Regions from separate parts of the Homo sapiens genome. Here region 2 is linked to region 1. The links are chromatin contacts, found by Hi-C or POLR2A ChIA-PET in ENCODE. All regions are on one chromosome and are shown on one strand. Each heading gives the region's core, a stretch centred on a gene start or an enhancer-like site at or near the end of the contact. The rest is flanking DNA. Distances are from core to core; before and after follow the strand shown.

The links. Hi-C counts contacts between places; a loop is a spot of excess contacts on that map. ChIA-PET counts read pairs that join two places held with the same protein, here RNA polymerase II (POLR2A). Pooled maps may share reads with other maps.
Region 2: a pooled map shows a loop between it and region 1 (2.1-fold over the local background). The contact joins two enhancer-like sites. A Hi-C loop is called at or near these places in 1 of 50 pooled maps. POLR2A ChIA-PET finds 5 or more read pairs at or near these places in 12 of 52 experiments (CD8-positive, alpha-beta memory T cell, GM12878, H1 and 8 more).

The regions. Positions count from the first base shown.
Region 1 is chr5:38,970,902-38,976,790 of GRCh38, reverse strand. It overlaps RICTOR (RPTOR independent companion of MTOR complex 2), which reads left to right. Exons shown (of 38, transcript NM_152756.5): 10 at 1,187-1,254; 11 at 4,832-4,914. Among named protein-coding and RNA genes, the nearest start is that of RICTOR, 100 kb to the left of the region's middle. Within about 2 kb of position 2,435, at least 2 of the 41 ENCODE cell types and tissues checked have a DNase peak (open chromatin) inside an H3K27ac peak, as active enhancers do.
Region 2 is chr5:39,078,484-39,084,372 of GRCh38, reverse strand. No RefSeq gene overlaps it. Among named protein-coding and RNA genes, the nearest start is that of RICTOR, 7.0 kb to the right of the region's middle. Within about 2 kb of position 3,590, at least 4 of the 41 ENCODE cell types and tissues checked have a DNase peak (open chromatin) inside an H3K27ac peak, as active enhancers do.

The sequences.
Region 1 (5,889 bases), core at 1,186-3,685:
TCTTTCCTATTTGGTTCTGTACTTTCTTCTAAGTTTCTGGAGTATAAGCAGGTAGATATCAGGCCTGTAAATAAGGGTATATTATGACCAGGGAACAGGGAAATGACTGATTTTTAAAATATTACAAGTTTAATAGGTTAGAGATGGATTACCAAACAGTCAATGTATGTCACCAACTTTTTTAAGAGAAAGCACTGAAAGCTTAATCACACAGGTGTCTGATTCTCCCTTCTTCCAAGCCACCCCCGCCCCCATTTTCATTTCTGTTATTTTCTCATTTTAGCTGGTGCTGCATAGCTTAGTCTTTTTCTTTGAGCTTTTCAATCCACTTTTGTAGACTAATTGCTCACTCATATCTAATTTGATATTCTGTCATTGCTGTTTATTCCTTCTACTTTTTGTTGCTGTTTTTCCCAGTTCTGTGATTTTTTTGTATGCTCACAACCATTAAAAATTTAAGTAGGAAAGATTAAAAAAAAAAGGTGGCACAGGAAAAAAGGGACAATCGACAGGGTAGACATGGTGGTTGGAGTGACATAAAGAGACACAAAATTGCTATTAAGTATTGAAACTGGCCATAAGCCAACCATGAAAAATGTTTAATAGATATAAAAAATTCAGTTGCTTAATTGTCATAACTATTGTAGAGGAGGGAATAATGGAAACAGTTGGGTACATAATTGTCAAGGAAGAAAGTAGCTGGTGATGTTAATATGTAGTTATTTCATAACATTTCAGTGACTATATAGGTTGTTGAACTTGCTTGTTGGAAACGTTCAAATAAGTTTAGAGCAAAGATTGTGAAGTAAACAGTGTGTGTGATTAAAATTAAGAGGTTTTTGTGATAATTTTCTTTGCTAAGGGGCAGCCTAGTACCACAGATGCTTATTAAGCAGACTTAATGCTTAATTAAATCTTATCTAAGAATAGTTTTCAGGGAGCAGGAATATAGAACTGAGTAGAAAAGCAGAATTTATGACTTAAACGATGTTGTGAGTTTAAGTTTGAAGTCAGTTTATAATTGGCTAATTTGCTTTAGTGTAGATCTGATCTTTGTCTTGTTTTAATTTTATGTGTAAATGTTTAAACATTAGTGATAGCTCTTATTGTGATTTAGTAGCAGGAAAAAACTCATTTTAACATTTTATTTCATTGATTCTCCCCGCTGCCTCCCCACCCCCAACAGAGAAGACAGAGAAGCACGATTTCTAGCCAGTAAAATGGGAATCATAGCAACATTCCGATCATGGGCAGGTAGGTTACTCTACATTGCTTTATAACATCCAAGAAGAAAAACTAGACTGCTTTTTCAAATGTTAAATTATTATTGTAGCACCTAATTCAGATGCTAATCTAGTCTTACTTTGTATATTATTATTAGAACCAAAGGAACTCGTACAAAATTATTAAAATATGGTGAAGGAAATTTGTAATAGTCAATAGGAATTAGCTAATATTATGATCAGTATACACATATTTATTATTTGCCAGTCACTGTGCTAATGATTACCTGGGCAATTAAAAAAATTTAAGCATGATCTTTACCAAAAAAACCTACAAAACTTGAGTGTTAGCTGTGTATGTAACTAAAGTTTGTTACTTAAAGTACAGTGTAGTGTCATAGATACAAAATAAGCAAGATAGGCCATTAATAGTTCCAAATTTCTTGAGAATAGGGATTGTGCATGTTTTATCTTTCCATGGAATAAAAAGTAAGTATTGTTTTTAAAATAATACCACCATTAAATGTGTTGTTAATAACATTGGGGTTTTGCCATTAAGAGTAATTGAGAGTAATGGCAAAAACCGCAATTACTTTTGTACCCAATGTATTAATGATTATCTTCTTCCTTCTTGATTTAGTATTATTGTGAAGGGGTAGCATGGAAAAGAAGTAGCAATAAGCAAAAAAAGGAAATTCACCTAAACATTTCTGTGTACCTAGGTAACCCTAACTTAAAAATACCTTTTCCATACAAATGTTTACTCCAGCCATTTGTATGGGAAGGCCACTTGGCCCCTAACCAGTATGTTTCCAGGGATTTTCTCTGATCTCTTAGCAGCTTGGTAAAAAGCTCTGCCTTGCTATACCTCATAAATACCTATTTTCCTTATGCTGATGGACAACCATAGGATTCTATGATGACTCAACAGTCATACATACTTTTTTTAAATACTTCATCAGCTCCCCAGTACTTTGTTTTCTGTAGTTACAGTCATCTTCCTTTACCACTCCTCATCTTCCTTGTCATTAGAGCTGTTTGTATCTTACCAAAAAAATTAATTCTATCCTGCATCCTAGCTACTATCTCCTTATTCTTCCTACGTCCAGACTCTACGCTTCCTGTAATGATGTCTGTTTCTGCCAGTCTTTCCTTATTGCTCTTAAACATTTTTTTTTACTGTGTTTCAATTTCCCCTGGAGCCCTTTTATAATGATTCATCATTAGAAACTTAGAGGGGTGGGGCTGGGTGCAGTCGCTCATGCTAAGGTGGGTGGATCACCTGAGGTCAAGGGTTCAAGACCAGCCTGGCCAACATGGTGAAGCCCTGTATCTACTAAAAATACAAAAATTAGCCAGGTGTGGTGGCGGGCACCTGTAATCCCAGCTACTCGGGAGGCTGCAGCAGGAGAATTGCTTGAACCCAGGAGGCGGAGGTTGCAGTGAGCCAAGATCGCACCACTACACTCCAGCCTGGGTGATAGAGCGAGACTCTGTCTCAAAAAAAAAGAAAGAAACTTAGAGGGGTGGGAGTCTTCTACCTTTCTATTGAAGTAAGAAGAGAAATATCAGCATTATAAGTTAAAACCTTGAAAGCATTTGTCTCGTGGAAATAACTTCCTAAATAATATTTATATTCTGTAGTACTGTTTATAAGTTAAATAAACTTTTGTGTACTTGTAACATTATTTCTGTGATGTATTTCCAGTTCCAAATAACTGATTGAAAAATGATCTTTTAGAACACATTTTTTAATGAGGTGCAACAGCCTGTTTTCCATATTAGCACAGAGTATGATCTTTTGAGACTATATCTTATCTGTAATTTCTCAAACTACTCTCAGACATCAAAATTTGCGAAATAGTATTTTGATACTTTAAGCAAATAAGCTTACCTAGTATGTTTCGATTTGAATTTTGATCCTGAATCTAAAGAGAACATAGAGACTGTTCATAAATATCTGTACGCTTAGCTGGAAGTACAGGGAACTTTGGAGTCCTATAAGACATTTTAAAGAATGTTTTCCCTAACATGTCATAAAAAATTTGAAACATACAGAAAAATTGAAAAAACTATACAGTGAACACCCATATACTTCCACCTAGATTTTACTGTATTTGCTGTATTATATATCTGTCCATCCCACTGGGCGTTCATCAGTCCATCTATGTTATTCTAATATATCTTAAAGGAAGTTGCAGACATAGTCCTCTTCACTCCTGAACACTGCAGCATGCACATTATTAACTAGAACTAGATGTCTGTTTATGGTCCTGATTTGTTGTCGGGGGGAGAGATTTGAGGTAAAATTTACATACAGTGAAATGCACACATCATTAGTCTACTGTTTGATGCGTTTTGACAAATGCTTACACCTTTGTAATTCAAACCCTTTTCAATATATAGAACATTATCATTGCCCCAGAAAGTTCTCTTATACTCTTTCCTAGTCAGTTTTTGACTCCGTACTCCTAAGAAGGAACCACCATTATTTTTGTGGCTTAGTTTTGCCTATTCTGAAACTTAATATTAGTGGAATCATACTGATAAGGCTTTTTTTTGTAAGGCTTCTTTCACTTGACAGAATGATTTTGATACTCATTTATGTTATTGTATATATCAGTAATATGTTCTTCTTTTTTATAATATTTCATGCAATGAACATTTCAGTTTTTGTTGTTCTTTTTTTTTTTTTTGCCCTTCTGTTACTAGATTTGACTATTCAAAGCTCCTTTATCAAAGATAAAGCTTCTTTGAGCAATTCCATACAAACTTTTTTTGTGGACATGAGTTTTCATTTCTCTTGCGTAAATACCTAAATGGAATTGCTGGGTCTGAGATTGGATGTATGTTTGTGTCCATGAGAAACTGCCAGACTTTTTCCCAAAATACTTACACTATTTTATACTCCCATCATCAGCATATGTGACTCCCAGTTGTTCTGCATCCTTGTCAGTATTTGGTGTTGTGAGTCTTTAATTTTAGCCATTCTAGTAGGTATATTTTGATTTCTTGTTATTAATATAGTTTGCATTTCCCTGATGACTAATGATATTGAGCACTTTGTGTGTGTTTATTGGCTATTCATACGTCTTTTGTGACATGATTTTAATATGTTTAAAATTGTTCAACTTAGTTCTGTAACTTAAAAATTTTGAATCATATAATTTATTTGAAGTCTATTACTTATACTCATGTGCATTCAGTATATTTTAGAATTGAACTTTAATAAATGCCAAGTAGAGTTTTTCACTTTAAAGTGAGGAGTATAAAAGAGGGGAGACAGACCATTGTCTGATTTTTCTCCCGTGTTCTTACTCCCAGAGAAGAGTTCATCAGGCAGTCAGACTCATGAACTTTCTGGGTATTAAACAGATACTGAAGATGGAATTTAAATGACGAAATTATTGGTAATCTCTAATCAATAGAGAAATACAGAGTATGCTTCAAATATATTTCAGTTATATAATAGTTCTTATGATGACCAAATAGTATCATAATCATATAATTTTGCCTAGAAAAATATGACAAGTTTTATATTATACATTGCCATAGAAATTTTTTTGAAATTCATGTCAGTGATTTTTTTTTCTTTCTGTCCTCTTTAGGTATTATTAATTTATGTAAACCTGGAAATTCTGGGATCCAGTCTCTAATAGGAGTACTTTGCATACCAAATATGGAAATAAGGGTAGGTAAAAGTTATTAGGATTGTTTCATTCCTGGACCTTTAACAGTGGGAATTAATTATAAAAAAAAAATTATTTCAGGTGATGTGTTTTCCTCATTAGTTGTTAATCTAGATCATATTTTTAAAATACAGAAGTAAATATTTACTACTTAGTTAAACCCTAAATATAATAGGAATCATTTAAAATATTGCTGTTGTCTGGGCACGGTGGCTCATGCGTGTAATCCCAGAACTTTGGGAGGCCGAAGTGGGTGGATCACGAGGTCAGGAGTTCAAGACCAGCCTGACCAACATGGTGAAACCCCATCTCTACTTAAAAAAAAAAAAAATACAAAAATTAGCTGGGCATGGTGGCACACGCCTGTAATCCCAGCTACTCAGGAGGCTGAGGCAGGAGAATCGCTTGAACCCAGGAGGCAGAGGTTGCAGTGAGCTGAGATAGCGCCATTGCACTCCAGCCTGGGTGACAGAGCGAGACTCCATCTCAAAAAAAAAAAAAAAATTGCTGTTGTTAGGAATAATGGCTGTATTAAAAATTGAGTTGAGGCCGGACATGGTGGCTCACGCCTGTAATCCCAGCACTTTGGGAGGCCAAGGCAGGTAGGTGGATCACCTGAGGTCAGGAGTTCGAGACCAGCCTCCTCAATATGGTGAAACCCCGTCTCTACTAAAAATACAAAAAGTTAGCCAGGCACCTGTAATCCCAGCTACTTAGGTGGTGGGCACCTGTAATCCCAAGTACTCAGGATGCTGAGGCAGGAGAATCACTTAAACCTGGGAGGTGGAGGTTGCAGTGAGCCAAGATCGCACCATTGCACTCCAGCCTGGGCAACAAGAGTGAAACTCCATCTCAAAAAAACAAAAAAAAGTTGAGTTGAAAATATGAACTTTATTATGCTTTATTCATTAAAACAATATAAACAACACACAAGGGCATTCTCACTATAAAAGGTTCAAGCACTACAGACTACGTTT
Region 2 (5,889 bases), core at 2,341-4,840, 110 kb before region 1:
GTACAATTATTCCATAATTTGTCTATCCATTCTCCAGTTGAGAGACATTTGGGTTGACTTTAGTTTGTTAGTTTTTGGCAATAACAAGTAAAGCCCCTATAAATACTCACATCCAGATTTTCATGTGAACATAAGTTATTATTTCACTGGGGGAACACCTAGGTGTGGGATTGCTGAGTTGTACGATAAGTGCATGTGTAACTTCAAAAGAAACTGGCTGACTGATTTCCAAAGTCTCTGAGCTATTTTGTGTCCCCACCTCTCTTGTGTGAGAGAGTTGCACTTGTTCCACATCTTTGCCATTTTTGGTATTTTCCTTTTATGTACTTTTTAAGCCTTTCTAATAGGTATGTAGTGATATCTTATTGTGGTTTTAATGACCATATTCTTCATAACTAATTTTACTGAGTAATGTTTATATGCTTATTTTCCATGGGTATATTTTTTTTGGTGAAGTGTCTATTCAAGTTTTTGTCCATTTTTTTCATTGTTTAGTTTTCTATTAGTGAGTATTGAGAGGTATTTATATAGCCTGCATACAATTACTTTATCAGATACATGATTTGAAAACATTTTCTCAGTCTGTGGCTTCTGTTTTTATTCTCTTAAAAGTGTCTTTTTAGGGGCAGAAGTTTTTCTTTTTGATGACTTCAATCCATCAATTATTTCTCATATTGATCATGTTTCTAGTATAGTATCTAAGAACTCCTTTCTTCCACTCAAGGCTACAGAAATTTTTTCTATTTTTTTTCTAGAAGTTGTGTAGTTTCAATTTTACATTTAGATTTATGATTCATTTTGAGTAAATTTTTGCATACAGTGTAACATACAGATCAAGGTTCATTATATGTATGTGGATAGCCAATTGATCCAACACCATTTGTTGAAAAGGACTGTTCTTTCTACAATGAATTGTCTTTGTACCTTCATCAATAATTAATTAAATATATATACTTTGTGAGCTCTTTATGATATGGTTTTGCTCTGTGTCACCACCCAAATTTCATCTTGAATTGGAATTCCCATAATCCCCACATGTCGAAGGCAGGACCTGACGGGAAGTAATTGGATCACAGGGTCAGTTTCCCCCATGGAGTTCTTATGATTGTCACTGAGTTCTCAAAAGATATGATGGTTTTATAAGGGGCTTCCCCCTTTGCTCATTTGCTGTCTTGCCTGCCACCATTTAAGACGTGCCTCTTCCCCTTCTGCCATGATTGTAAGTTTCCTGAGGCCTCCCCAGCCCTGAGAAACTGTGAGTCAATTAAACCTCTTTTCTCTATAAACTACCCAGTCTTGGGTATGTCTTTATAGCAGTGTGAGAATAGACTAACACATTTCTGTCCTATTAGTTTATATATACATCCTTTCTCTAAAGTTGTCTTGTCTTCACTCTGGCATTAGAGTAAGTCTTGAATTCAGATAGTGTTTCTTTAGTATTGTGCTGACAATTTTAGACCTTTGCCTTTCTATATAAACTTTATAATCATTTTGCATATCTACCAAATAACTTCTTGAGTAAGCTTTGGTGTTTTCTGTCTTTAAAGGATTTGGTCCACCTCATCTAAGTTAACAAATTTATTGGCATAAAGTTGTTAATATTCCCTTCCTATACTTTTAACATCTATAGGTTCTATGCTAATGGCCCATCCTTCATTTTGGATATTTGTTATTTCTTGCTTGTCTCTTTTTTCTTGGTCAATTTAGCTAGAGGTTTATCCATTATTACTTCATTTTCTCTGCCCCAATCTCTCTCTCCTCTGCTTCTGGGATTTCAGTTACACATATTTCAGACTGCCTGATTTTTTTTATATGGGTTACTAAGGCTTTTTCTTCTTCCTTATTTCCCCAGTCTTTTTCTTCTCTATGCATTTTGTTGGTTTGTCTTCAAATTCACAACCCTTTTCTTTTTTAGGGTACAATCTGTCATCATTTAGTGAATTTCTGACTAATATATCATCATTTCTGGCACAGTGTTTTTCATTTCTAAAATGCACACTTGGTTATTTTTTACAGAATACATTTCTCTCTAGAGAGTATCCATCTGTTTACTTACTGTGTCCAACATTTCTTTTAAATCTTTGATCATATTTATGAAACTCTATTAATTCCAATGTCCATGCTTTCTCTAGTCTTGGTTTTTGTTTTTTGTTTTTTGGTTTTTGGTTTTGGTTTTGTTTTGTTTCTTTTTGAGATGAAGTCTCACTCAGTTGCCTAGGCTGGAGTGCAGTGGCATGATCTCGGCTCACCGCAAGCTCCGCCTCCCAGGTTCAAGCGATTCTCCTGCCTCAGTCTTCTGAGTAGCTGGGATTACAGGCATGCATCACCACGCATAGCTAATTTTTGTATTTTTAGTAAAGACGGGGTTTCACCATGTTGGTCAGGCTGGTCTCGAACTCCTGACCTCATGATCTGCCCGCCTCGGCCTCCCAAAGTGCTGAGATTACAGGCGTGAGCCACTGTACCCGGCCTCTGGTCTTGTTTTTAATTGATTTTTTTCTCATGAGGATGAGTCACATTTTCCTCATTTTTCAAATCTCATAAAATTTTTGCTGTATGCTGAACGTTACCAATGTGATTTGTCGGAGAGTTGGAATATTGTTGTTGTATTTTTGAGTTTAGTTTTAAACCCTGTTCTTTAGTTAATTTATTGGGAGATCAGCTTGATCCTATTGGGGCTTGACTTTGAACTCTGTTTAGGTATATCTATAGCAGCCTTATTCTAGGACTGATGTATCCTTTTCGATAAGTTATGGCCTTTGTGGGATCTCAGTGCAACCCATTTCCTAACGTATAGCCTTTTGGGTGTCTTACTTGCATACTCAAAGTGTTCACCAAAGTCTCTTTACTTGCCGGTTGGATGTCTTTCAGCAATCTGCAACCTCTGGAATCTCCATTTAGTTCAGAGCCCCCAGGGGCTGTTCTTTGCCATGTTTCACTGAGTCTTACCCTATGATTGTTCAGCTTAAAATTCAGCTAAATAAGCAAAGGGATCCCAGTGCAGATTTCTGGAGCTCCTACTTTGCACAGCTCTCTCATCTCTGGTATTATGCCCCTCATCTCGACTTCAGTTTTTCTTTCCTCCATTCCGTGAGACTGCTGCTCTGTTTAGGTTCCACAAATTTTGTGTTGCATTTTCAAAGCTGGAGGGAAGGTGAAACTCACCTTTTTTGCTCCTTTTATGTCAAGGTCATAGTGCCACACTATTGTCCAGTGCCTAAACACTGCTGTTTCATATATTTGTCTAAATTAACAATTGTTTATTGTAGGAAGGTACATCCAACAATCATTATTCTATCATGGATAGAATAATAAATTCATTTGAAAAAAATTATTTAATATGGAATAGCTACTTTGTATTTTGTTTCATATCATCAATATCTGAAGTCCTTGGCATAGAATTCTGTTTATTTTGATTTATACGGATTCTTACTCATAGTCAGTTTTTTCTATGAGTTTAATGATCTTTGAATGTGAGCTTTTATTTGTTTGATCTTGATATGTGACGATCCTAGGAACTGATGAAGTAATGGACTTTCCCCAAAAAGGATTTGTAATTGCTACTGCTGAAAGCCAGGGGGCACTACCAACCTGGGTCCACTTTGGTCCACTTCTAGGATCCTGGACTTAACGCAAGAGCCTGATGTTCTGCTTTCCTACCTTGCAGTGGCTTAGTCTTCAGATCTAGATAGCTAGAGAGGACCTTTTTTCCAGTTTTCTAGTTGCTCACTGCTCCTCACTCTGACTTCAGTGTCCTATTTTGTTATTTTTTTTTTTTTGTGGAGGAATTTGGAGGAATTTTTTTAGTCCCCTACCCCTACGTGCCCCCTTCAAAAAAAAAAAAAAGAAAGAAAGAGAGAGAACAGAAAAAAGAAAAGAAATGAAATGAAAGAAAAAGGTAAACTATTAATATTTATTATACATATTAACAATGGAGCTGTCATCTTGTCAGAAGGTTAAATTGACATGAGTCATATAAGTATTCTGAGGGAAGATTGGGAGTTCTACAACTCAGAAGAATTCACAACAGACTCAGGAATTCTCTCCACTTTGGCATATGGCCATATACTTTATCTAGGTAAGTGGATTTAAGGAGGATATTATAAACTATTCCTCACAAAATGTACACACGGCTTAAGAAGAATCTTGCAAAGAAATTGTATGTAACACAAATAATAAAAGCACAGTACAGGTTTTAAAATATGGCAGACTTGATACTTCTGATTTTAGCACTTTATCAGCTTCATTACAAGGAAAAAGCAATGATAATGCAATCAGATGTCACAATGTCAGCCAACATTTTTTAAAATTAAAAATATTAGAATTATGTGAAATATGAATTTATATGCATTATCCTTCACTATTATCTGAGTCTAATTATATATTGCTCCTTGAGATGTCAGCTATTATAAAGCTACCAGATTAGCAAAATATTTTTAACATAAACAGAAAATAAAGATAATTTTCTGTATTTTTTCTGTGATGTTAGAAGTCATGCAATATTGAATCCATTACTTTGCAAAAAGACAGATTTTTTTCTTTTTTCTCAAGGTAGGGTCTTGCTTTACTACCCAGGCTGAAGTGCAGTGGTGTGATCATAGCTCAATGCAGCCTTGAAAAATCTGAGCTCAAGTGAGCCTCCCACCTCAGCCTCCCAAATAGCTGAGATTACAAGAGCATGACGTCATGCTAGATAACTTATTATTATTATTATTATTACTATTTTAGTAGAGACGAGATTTGCTACGTTGCCTAGGCTAGTCTGGAATTCTTGGGCTCAAAGGATCCTCCTGCCCCAGCCTCCCGTACTGCTGGGATTACAAGCATGAGCCACCCTGTCCTGTGAAAAGAGAAAGATTTCTTATTAGCAACAGACAAAAAGGAACATATCAGTTGGGAATATAGTGCTATTTCCTACTGTGGTTAAAAAAATGGCTGGGAATAAAAAAAAAAAAACAGAGAAAAATATTTGTTGACAAAACTAAAACGCAAACCTATTGGTCAACCAAAGCAGAAAAAGGGGTGGGGCAGGGGAAGGCTGAAGATTTGAAGAAAAAGGCATTTGAACAAATAAGCATTATGAACAAGCTTTGCTGTGTGTGCAGTTGAATGAAAGAATAAATATTTCTAACTATGTCTTAGCTTACGGTGTTGGCTTAATTCTGTTAAGCTTTTTTCTGTGCCATCAAAGTAAAAGTACCAAATACCAGGTGTCCTTATCAGTAAACAACTTCCTTAATAAGAACAATGTTTTATGAAAATCGATGAAGCAGTTCCCATCAATTTAAAAAGGAGTTCATACAGAAGTACAGAGATAGTACCACATGTGATAATTTTGTATAAATAAGACTTTTTAAAAAGTTTAATTTTCACACACTTTGAAATGAGAGGTGAAGAAAATCTTTTGTATTATACAGGTGTTTACTATTTATTTAGTGGCAAGCTTTTTTTTCATGATGACTGGTGGCTTCGAGTAGCATGTTACCTATCAGATTTTTTAAAAAAAATTAAAAAAAAATTTCCCTTCAAGGTAGATGTGATAACAATAACTAAGAAATTTAATACTTCCAAAAAACCTGTGCTAGGATGAGAGCATTTAGAAAACAGATATTTGAAAGTGTTTCAGTTTTGTGATTTTTTTCTGAAAAAACTTAAAATATAAATGTGTCACATATATAAATTTTCATATCTGCACACTTGAAAATCATGGGAACAGAGTTTCCCAATCTGCTTCAAAATCTTTCAGATAAATGGTTTTGCAACCATTTTGCTGAAAATTTCTAAATGTTATGTCTTCTAGTTTGATAGGAAAACTGATTGACATTAGGCAAGATGAATATTTGTTAGCCAAATTACTAGTTTGATAGGAAAACTGATTGACATTAGGGA